Linked DNA regions of Mus musculus: region 2 is linked to region 1. The links are chromatin loops, found by intact Hi-C in ENCODE. Cell type or tissue: heart. All regions are shown on one strand.

The links. A loop is a pair of places that touch in the nucleus more often than their neighbours do. Peaks named below come from ENCODE experiments on the same cell type or tissue, not always from the same donor. Only the 100,000 strongest peaks of a DNase experiment are listed, where the experiment ranks them.
Region 2: a loop joins it to region 1, with 13 times the contacts of the local background. A loop is called at or near these places in 4 of 42 quality-filtered maps.

The regions. Positions count from the first base shown.
Region 1 is chr8:95,202,646-95,205,145 of GRCm38, reverse strand. Gm31277 (a long non-coding RNA gene) reads right to left here. Exons shown (of 3, transcript XR_387940.3): 2 at 606-855; 3 at 135-501. It also overlaps a transcript of Kifc3 not described here. Among named protein-coding and RNA genes, the nearest start is that of Gm31277, 2.7 kb to the right of the region's middle. In heart, a CTCF peak has its summit at 1,007 (motif pointing right); DNase peaks (open chromatin) are centred at 1,015 and 2,295; H3K27ac peaks cover 421 bases.
Region 2 is chr8:95,000,755-95,003,254 of GRCm38, reverse strand. Adgrg1 (adhesion G protein-coupled receptor G1) reads right to left here. Exons shown (of 14, transcript NM_001198894.1): 2 at 742-816; 3 at 1-4. The coding sequence starts at 805. Among named protein-coding and RNA genes, the nearest start is that of Adgrg3, 16 kb to the left of the region's middle. In heart, CTCF peaks have their summits at 1,188 and 1,389 (motif pointing right); DNase peaks (open chromatin) are centred at 1,364 and 2,404; H3K4me3 peaks cover 778 bases; H3K27ac peaks cover 2,027 bases.

The DNA of each region.
Region 1 (2,500 bases):
ACTCTGGGTATCTGAGGGGTGGAGCCCCTGCCTAGAGTGTTTGAGGCCCCAGGTTTGATCCAGCACCACAGAACCCAACAAAACATTGTGTTTTCAAACTCTTTCTTGATTTATCAGATAAAATGGAGCTGATCTAAGTAGAACATGTTATCCTTTATGTAACTGTATGAGCCGCAGGAGAGGCCCGGCTCTTGAATTTACAGGTCGGGGCATATGTTGAATGGAAGATAAAATACAAAAATCAGGTACAGGCCTGCCTCAGAAGTCCGTGGCCCATAACTCAGGGTGTTCTGGCACCAGTTTCTGACACACCTGTACCCAGAGACCCAGCCCCTTTCTTCAGAGCTGGCTCCAAACTCGTGCCATAGTGAGGCTGACCACTTTCCTCGTGTGGTTTCTCATGTCAGTCAATTTCGGGTTGGTTGTATTTGTGCCGAGGAGGTGTCTGGAGACGACATTCACTGGCTGTGCCTCTCCCCTGTCATTTCTGTGCACCCATGCCTGTCAGTACAAAGTGGCATTAGTTAGTTTGGACAGTGAAACAACTGCGTAAAGTGACCTCATTTCAACAGCATGCGATGTGGTTCCTGTCACTCTAAACGCACTTGGCTTTCATGAGATCCCAGTGAGGTAAGACAGAAAACGGTAGATCTGTAAGTCGTCATTATTTGCGGAGGCAGGAGGATGGCAGCTTCAAAGCTTGTCTGGGAAACTTTGTGAGACCCTGTCTCAAAAAGATACAAAAAGGCGGGAGACTAAGCCTGGTGGTGCAGACCTGCGATCCCAGCAATCCGGAAGGGGAGGGGAGAGCATCAGAAGTTTGGGGTCATTCATCCTCAGCCACACAGTGGGACCCTGAAGGGAGGAAGACAGACAGAGAGGCTAATTGAAAACACAAGAATTGCCTTGTCCGTTGTAGACCTGTCCTAATTTCTGGTTCCCTCCCTGGCTGGCAACTGAGCTGGTGGGTTCCCCCCCTCCCTTCCTCCGCGACCACTTCCTCAAAACGGCCACTAGGTGGCGCCAAGATCACGGTTGTCATTCCCAGAGACCCTAGGCGTGTGGAAGCCTAGGCTGGAGACAACGGGACCCAGTCAAGGTTACAAAAATTTTGTTTCAAAAACGAGGAAATTAGTAATTAAAAGCCTCATATATCTCTCCCAGTAATCTGTTCCAACATCATCACACCATCCAGGAAGGAGCAGAGATCTGAAGTAAGAGTGGGGTTTGCCATGAAGGAGCACTGTGGTTGCTTCTTCAGGCTTCCCCTCTCCTGGCCTTGCAGAACTGTCTAAAAAAGAAGTGTGTGTGTGTGTGGGGGGGGGACGGGACGACGACAGGAAAACAATTTTCTTTCTCTTTTCTCTCCTTTCTTTCTTTTTCTTTTTCTTTTTTTTTTTTTCACCACAGGGTTCTCTGTATAAGTCCGGCTCTCCTGGAACTAGCTCTGTAAACCAGGCTGGCCTCAAACTCACAGAGATCTGCCTATAGCCACCACTTCCCAGTGCAAAACAAAAATTTTAAAATAGCCTATCATGGTGACTTACACCTTCAATTCCAGCCGGCACTCAGGAGGCTGAGGCAAAAGGATTATGGTGAGCTGGTGGCCAGCCTAGGCTACACAGTTTTGGTCCAGTTTGAGCTTCAGTGTGAGACCGTCTCGTCAAACCAAAATAACAAATACAGAAAAACTTAGTAGAAGCAATGATCAGATAACTTTTGCTTTGCATGGTGCCAGAGAAAATTGAGAGTATGAGGTGAGGGTTATAGAAAGTCACCCTCCCCTAAGAAAGAAAAGCAATGAAGACCACACAAGTACGGCATAAATGAGCTGTTCTGATAGAAGTGATTGTAATCAGCTGTGTGAAGATTGGGACTTGCTTTTATGGTGCTGAGGACAGAGCCCAGGGCCTCACTTATACCAGGCCTATACTCTGCTCTGAACCATGGTCCCCCACTCTTTGCGACAGGATTTTAAAAAGGAAGGGGTTTGGTTTTGTTTCTGTTTATTGCCACAAGGTCTTAACTTGTTATTTGGCCCAAGCCGGCCTTGAACTTCAAATCCTCCCGCTTTAGCCCCTGGAATGTCAAGTTGGGAAGATTGTGGTGAGACAGCACTAGACACTGAAAGACACGGGGGTTTTTGCAGGCTCAAAACAGTGTGTTCCAGTCCTTGTTGGTTGGACGGTGCTTTCTGAAGTCTTGGTTGGTTGTGAGTGATAACTAAAGGACACCGGGCAGGAAGGAGGGGACGGCTGCCGAGCCTCCAGGGAGGTGCTCTGCTTAGGAATTTGGACTTTAGCCTGAAGGCTGTAGGGCAGTCGGGAAGGCAGCTCGCTCAGGCAATGTTCTGGGCCGAGCAGCTGTTTGGAAAGAGGACCCTGGCAGGCTCCTGGAGCTCCAGAGACAAAGACAGGCCAGAAGTGGAGACTGGAGTCACACGGCAGAATAAGGTGAGGACCGGGCCGTGGGGCAGTGGGAAGGAGGTGGGGAGGCAGAG
Region 2 (2,500 bases), 200 kb after region 1:
GCACCTGAGGAGGCAGAGGCTATAAACAGGACCAGCCAGGGGCTAGGACCTGGGACTCACACACATTCTAAGGCTCTAGATTTCAAGGGTCTGCAACAATGTATCTATTGGTCTACAACAATGTATCTATCAGTCTACAACAATGTATAACAATGTATCTATCTTGCTAGACCTTACTGGTTTCCAACAAATAAATAAATAGATAGATAAATAGATAGATAAATAAATAAATAAATAGATAAAAGTGAAGATAAAAAATTTGTTTCAGACCAGGCAGTGGTGCACCTTTAATCCCACCACTTGGGAGGCAGAGGCAGGTAGATTTCTGAGTTCGAGGCCAGCCTGGTCTATAGAGTGAGTTCTAGGACAGCCGGGGCTACACAGAGAAAGCCTGTCTTGCAGGGGAGCGGGGGGGGGGGGGGGGGGGGGGGGCGATTTTGTTTCAAAGTCAAAAGCCAAAGTTTAATGCAAATTATTTAATTAATGAGACCATGATTGTATTAGACTGTGGCACACACACGTGTGCACTGTCCAAGGACACTCCCTGCAAAGGAAGAGAGGACTGCACCCATCCCAAGTTTCGCTCTGTGGAGCCGCATCTAAGAAGGAAGAGATGCCTGTTTTCCCCCAAGGTGCCCTCAGGGCTGCTTTGCAGACCCATCCTTTACACAGAGAGCCCTCACACAGACATGGAGGCATTAGACAAAGTCACCACAAACCCTGGGCCCCAAGAAAGCCTACCTTGCACCAGAGAAAACAGACTCAGTAGGAAGTAGACCATCTGCCGCAGCACCTGGACAGCCATTATACTCCTACCTGGAAGAGAGTGAGAACATTATGACCGGGGTGGGGACGGGGACAGGGGAATGGGGGAGGGGCCAGCGCCACAGCGGGAGGCCTGTATATGGATGGGAGTGAGCTAAAGGTCACAAAGTAATGGTCAGGCTTCTCTCCAGAGCATCAAGAGGCTATAAATAGACATGGCCACACGCTCTGCCTTTTGCTGCTCTGCCACAAGGTGTAAGTGGCTCACAGAGGAGCCCAGGGGCCACGAGGGGCCTTGTCTAGATCCACCTGAACACTATCCTGCATCTGCCAGGCCTGGAGGAGATGCAGGGAAATGAACGGGCTATCTGAGTTTTTCCTGGGAACCAAGTGTCACAGTCCCTAAGGCCTAGGTAGTTACAGGAACCTTGCTCCTGGGACCAGTCACAATGACATTTGATAACCCCACCCCTTGCCCCACTGCCTGAATCTTTTATCCACACGCCATCAACTGGCACAGTCCCTCCTCATTCAGGAAACAGAGCCTAGTACAGAGGCGGAAGCAGGAAAGCAGCAGGGTGAACGTGATAAAAAGTGCTGGAGGGAAGGATGTTTCCTGTCATGACCACTAGGGGGAGCCAGCCACCAGGACCTGAGAAGCTGGTGGCAGAGAGGTGTGGTTTAGTCTATGTGCTCCCGCCCTGAGGGTCAGCTCCATCTCTCCATACTGACTCCATGGGTCACTATTAGCTGGGTGCTTCTTTACACTACACCCACATGAACTATACCACCGCTGGCGATGTCCTCCGTTGTTGGCCCTCCCAGCTGGCCCAGTGGCCAAGTGGGTGCTGACATACCCCCGACTACCATCCCTCAGACTGTAGGGAATTGTGTCAGACCACAGTGACAGACACTCATCTTCCACCATTAGGCAAAGGGAAGGCTGGAAACCTAGGGAGCAAAGGCAATCTGAATTTGGGGGGAAAACTAGGAGGGCTTCCTAGAAGAGGCAGAGGTTAAACTGAGCACTGGGTGGCTCAAGCAGGATCTTGCTGTCTCCTTTCTGGACCAGTCTCATTCTGGTCACCCTGGGCCCTTCAAGTGAGAGCCAGTCCCATACACCCAAGCATGAGGAGCATTGAAACACGCAGAAGGGAAGGTCAATTTCAGAGGCCACGGTCCTTATCCGGTGCCAGAGCACTGCACGGAGAACAGGAAAGTTGTAGGGGAGAGCGTGCTCCCTCCATGGAGGCATGGGTTTCCCTGCATCAAACTGCCAGCAGAAGGCCAGCATCTCTTCCCTTCTGCTCTCTGCTGTCCCTGACACTGTCCATTCAACCTTTAACCCAAATCTCTCTTCTTCCAGACAGATTCCTCTCTTTAACTTGAAGCTTACAAATCACTTGAGACTTCCATCCGATCTCCATTTTGTGACGTTTTAGATCTGAAGCCCAGAGATAGCCAACAACTTCATGTGGTCACACAGCTAACTAGGAAGGGCTCTTGCCTTCTCAGTGGGCCACCACTGTCAGCACAGGGTCCAGGACAGGACAGAGCCATTTGTCTTGCACTGACTCTCCCCAAATGGCCTTGAGAACAAAAGAGGCAGGGAAGGGAGCAAGCTCCGCCTCATGGGCGGGGCACAGTGAGGCTGGATCACCATGGCAACCCATGGAAGGGATCAAGCACAAACAAGGGACTTCCCCTCCACTTCGAACCTTTGTGGAGTCACTTT